2 separate regions of the Homo sapiens genome follow, and region 2 is linked to region 1. A link is an interaction called in ENCODE POLR2A ChIA-PET data of the cell type or tissue named here. Cell type or tissue: GM12878. All regions are shown on one strand.

Region 1 (2,500 bases):
ACTGGGCATATACCCAGATGAATAAAAACCATTCTGCCACAAAGACACACGCATGCGAATGTTCACTGCAGCACTATTCACAATAGCAAAGACATGGAATCAACCTAAATGCCCATCAGTGACAGATAAGATAAAGAAAATGTGGTCCATATACACCACGGAACGCTATGCAGCCATAAAAAAGAACGAGATCATGTCTTTTGTGGGAACACACATGGAGCTGGAGGCTATGATCCTCAGCAAACTAACGCAGGGACAGAAAACCAAATACTCACTTATAAAGTGCGAGCTAAATGATGAGAACTTATGAATACAAAGAAGGAAACAACAGAAACTGGGGTCTACTTGAGGGTAGAGGGTGGAGGGTGGTAGGAGGGAGAGGAGCAGAAAAGATAATTACTGGGCTCTGGACTTAACACCTGGGTGATGAAATAATATGTACAACAAACCCCCATGACACATGTTTACCTGTGTAACAAACCTTGACATGTACCCCCAAACCTAAAATAAAAGCTAAAAAAAAAAAGTTACCAAAAATAAATAAATAAAAATGCTCAGGATATTCAGAAAAAAAGAAAAAACTGAAAAAAGTGGGAAAAAAATAGAAAAACAAAAGAAGGACAGATTTACCCAAATACAATCTTTAAATGGTAGGATAATTGCTAGATGAAAAAGAAAAGTTTGCACTGATACATAACAAACTCGTCATGGTGGTTTATTAATTATTTATATAATTTAAAAGTGGTTTTTTAAACAAATTGCTAGACATTTCTGAGCCAGAAGCGAGGTGATTTCTCTAAGATGACTCTGGCTACTTAGGACTCTTATTCCTACCTTCAACTGGTTTGTTGGAAAATCCATGTACAATTTAGTATTTATAAAACTTTGCCAACTGCTATAATAATGGCAGCCACTGAAATTACGTTGTTAATGAAGTGTGGACCAGGAGCCAGAAGTGTAGCAGGAAACAGACACTAAACAGAAGTCAACGTCAGTCACCCGGGCCTCCCCAGGTCTAGGGAGCTTTCATGGACCTCTATGATCCAAACTAAAAGATCTTTGAAAACCGGCAGTGGGACAGAAGGTGTTTTTTATGAAAGGCTGGAGCTTTAAACTTTGCCTAAAATACTTGGCTTCCTCCAAATAGTGCCTGGATAAATTGGGGGTCGTCTTCAAGAGGAATTCTCTCTGAGGATAAGCTCTGAGTATACAGTAAGTTTAAAATGAAGAGCACAATCATTCCTGTAGTTATTAGAGATTAGTCATATCAAGGCCTGTCCCCTTCTCCACCCGCAAAGAGAGCAATGACAAAAATACATGTCCAAACATGCCCTCAAAGACTTGTAGTTTTACTTAGGCTTCAAAAATACACTGAAGCTCTTATAAGGGCTTTTGGTATGGAAAACAACCATCCTAAGTAAGTTTTTTAAAAGACTTTTTATGCTTTAAGACTACAGCTAGTAAGCCATAAGTACAACTCATTACAATTTCAAATGGCAAGGGGTTAATTCTTGGAAGACCATGGTACAAGGGAAGCAACTGTGCGAGCTGAATTATCTCAAAACAAGGACTGTACCATGTGGAGGGCCTGGTTTCCAGATTTGTGTTCCTAAAGACTAGAATGCTGAAAGAAACAAAAGGCCCAAACTTACACAAACCCCACATGCTCACAGACTGGCAACTCTAATTCCCAGGCACGCTGACTCACCAGGGTTTACTGCTCAGCTCCTGCTGCTGAGTGAGGCATGGGCACCCAGCGAGATAAGAGGATTTCCTGGCCTCCATCTGACCCACCTACCCCAGGCCACTCACCCCGCCCCCACTGGACAGATGCTTCATCCTAGCAGCTTCCTCCAAATCCTGGCGCCAAGGCCTTCAGGTAGGGACAGAACAGATGGGGCTCCCAAAGAGGCCCTAATCCCATTGAGCCAACCAGCCCTCCATGTAAGAGTATCTTTTGACTACCTGACACAGCAGAACCAGCTGAAACCTGAAAGCTTTTAACATGACCAGCAGATGAAAAAAAGGAGAAGAAAATTAGTTTCAACAGATGATCAATCAGCAAATGCCAGAAGGTTGGATCGTTCTTCCACTCTGGTCTCTTTCTTTGAAATGCCCCCATTCCATTGAGTGTTGAGGCGAGTGGTGGTCTAAACCCAGAAGAAAATATCTCCAGATCTGGTAAGTATGGTCCCCCGATTACTCTGATTACTGCCCAGTGGTCTACCTTCTTCTGTGTCTACCCCCTTCTCTGGGAAAATACTTTTGCTCTCCCAGAGCTTTCCCCAGGCTCCATCACAGTGCCCAGCCCCATGGCCCAGGCTGGCAGCACTTCAAGTGTTTTAAAGTTGAAGGTCTCCCGTAGACTCACTAGCTGATGGCTAACAGCTAATAATAGCAGTCATCAATTATTGAGCACTTGATACGGTGCCAGGCACTATGCTAAGCACTTTTGGGGACATGAACTCACATATACTCATCACAGCCTCATTTAAAAACA
Region 2 (2,500 bases), 290 kb after region 1:
GGAAGGAAAGGGAAGAACGGGTGTCTATTCCCGGATTTTTCACAGCAAAACTTGAAGATTTCCAAAAGTCTAATTCAGCAAAAATGATATTTCAAAGCAGACAACAAAAAAATGTGATGAATACACTTGTTCAGTCAAGGGCATCTAACATGCCAATTGGCCCTCTTCCCACATATTCCCAACACATTAAAAATACAGGTAAATCGGCCAGACACGGTGGCTCACACCTGTAATCCCAGCACTTTGGGAGGCTGAGGCAGGCGGATCTCCTGAGATCGGGAGTTCAAGACCAGCCTGACCAACATGGATAAACCCTGTCTCCACTAAAAATACAAAATTAGCCAGGTGTGGTGGCACATGCCTGTAATCCCAGCTACTCAGGAGGCTGAGGCAGGAGAATCACTTGAACCCAGGAGGCGGAGGTTGCAGTGAGCCGAGATCACACCATTGCACTCCAGCCTGGGCAACAAAGAGCAAAACTCTGTCTCAAAATAAAAAATAAAAAAAAAAAATACAGGTAAAACAAGAAACGTCTTAAAATTCACACCTACCTTCTGAGATGAGCAATCCATGTCACCCATGGTGTCCACTCTAATTGTAGCTATTTTTTTAAAATGAATAAAGAGCTTTCAGCTTCTCCAGGGATGTGCCTCTCCTATCCAGTTGGTCTGAAATTCACACTTCCTTATAGCATAATGGGGATGACACCAACAATGGAACTTTCCAGATGTTCTGAAAGCTCTGTTCATGAGGTTGCCTCTCTGAGGTCATAGACTTTGGCCCGCTGAGGAGTTCCCTGGTAAAAAAGGAGAGAAAGGGAAGCTAGAGATAAGGGGACAGCACTGGGTTTCTGCTGCGCTTTTGGCTCTGGTTCCTAGTCCCCCAGCGGTGGCCACGCTTCCTTTCCCTTGAGTGCTTCTCTCTTGGAAATTTTCCAGAAACACACTGAGTTCACTGCAGAGGAAAGACTGAAGCAGAGTTACACATTAATACAGAGAAGAGGGAGACTCACCCCTCCAAACAACATCCTGGCAGCCCGAACTGTTCTCCCTCCTCCTCCCTGGACTCTTAACACTGGCAGTGCTTGTATGCAGGCGCTGGGCACAGTAACCATGTCTCAGCGTCTGTTGCTAAGGGAAGGAGGGGCCTCTGCGGTGCCTACATACAAGACTGGGCATGACCTAGCTCTGTGAGCTGGTGTCTCCCTTTGCTGGAGGCCCAGGTGGGCAGCAGGAAGTGTTGGTGACAGAAGGGAACATGGGAAGGTGTTTAGCAATGTTCCAGGAATAACAGAGGCAACAGCAATAAAAGACCTTTGGAGACGTCGAAAAGCACAGAGTATGGTGGTTAAGTTCTTGGGATCTACAATTGGACAGGTCATACTTCAGATCCTACTCTTCTCATTAATTAGCTGTGTGGCTTGGCAAGTTGTTTAATCTCTCCAAGTGTCCTTTCCGTCTGTAAAATGGCAATAATGTGAGTCCCTACTTCATAGGGTTGCTTTGAAGGGTTAACGGGATAACGTGTACAGAGCGATTTGCATATAGTAGAAGGATAACTGATATTTTCCCAGTTTTTCCCCGTTTTTTTTTTTTTTTTTGAGACAGAGTCTTGCTCTGTTGCCCAGGCTGCAGTGCAGTGGCGTGATCTCAGCTCACTGCAAGCTCTGCCTCCCGGGTTCACACCATTCTCCTGCCTCAGCCTCCCACCAGTGCGCCCAGCTAATTTTTTGTATTTTTAGTAGAGACGGGGTTTCACCGTGTTAGCCAGGATGGTCTCAATCTCCTGACCTCGTGATCCGCCCACCTCGGCCTCCCAAAGTGTGGGATTACAGGTGTGAGCCACTGCGCCCAGCCCAGTTTTTCCCCATTTTAACACTAAGTCCTGCATCCTGGGAGCAATCTCAGTCCTGGGCAAACTGGGATAGTTTGATCACCCAACACAGTCAATGCTCTATAAATGTTGTGGCTAACATCAATATTACGATAAACACAGAAATACATGTGCACATACTCAAAAGTAACAATATTAGCTGCCGCCCGAATATTAAAAGCACATGTTCCATGGTCACTGTGAAGTTCTCTCAAAACCAAGTTAGACTTAATGAGTTTTTTGGGGGTGCCATGCTTGCATATCTTTTTTTTTCATTCAATTTCCCCCCAAACACCACGATATTCCCATTTTAAGGATAAGGAATCAAAACTGAGAGATATGGGCCAGGTATGGTGGTTCATGCCTGTAATCCCAGCACTCTGAAAGGCTGAGGTGGATGGATCACTTGAGGTCAGGAGTTTGAGACCAGCTTGGCCAACATAGTGAAACCCCATCTCTACTAAAAATACAAAATTAGCCGGGCATGGTGGTAGTCGCCTGTAATCCCAGCTACTTGGGGGGCTGAGGCAGGAGAATCGCTTGAACCTGGGAGGGAGGTTGCAGTGAGCACAGATCATGCCACTGCACCCCAGCCTGGGCAACAAGAGCGAAACTCCATCTCAAAAAA

The links. Peaks named below come from ENCODE experiments on the same cell type or tissue, not always from the same donor. Only the 100,000 strongest peaks of a DNase experiment are listed, where the experiment ranks them.
Region 2: POLR2A ChIA-PET joins it to region 1 with 5 read pairs; 3 of 35 experiments call an interaction of 5 or more read pairs at or near these places.

Annotation. Positions count from the first base shown.
Region 1 is chr16:20,864,635-20,867,134 of GRCh38, forward strand. The region is part of intron 1 of DCUN1D3 (defective in cullin neddylation 1 domain containing 3); the gene reads right to left. Among named protein-coding and RNA genes, the nearest start is that of DCUN1D3, 34 kb to the right of the region's middle. RefSeq lists enhancers at 959-2,158, 1,131-1,500, 2,266-2,500. In GM12878, no CTCF peak of the experiment used is centred here; a DNase peak (open chromatin) is centred at 1,287; H3K27ac peaks cover 2,500 bases.
Region 2 is chr16:21,149,739-21,152,238 of GRCh38, forward strand. It overlaps DNAH3 (dynein axonemal heavy chain 3), which reads right to left and starts at 1,108. Exons shown (of 62, transcript NM_001347886.2): 1 at 1,013-1,108; 2 at 552-796. The coding sequence starts at 581. In GM12878, no CTCF peak of the experiment used is centred here; no DNase peak of the experiment used is centred here; H3K27me3 peaks cover 265 bases.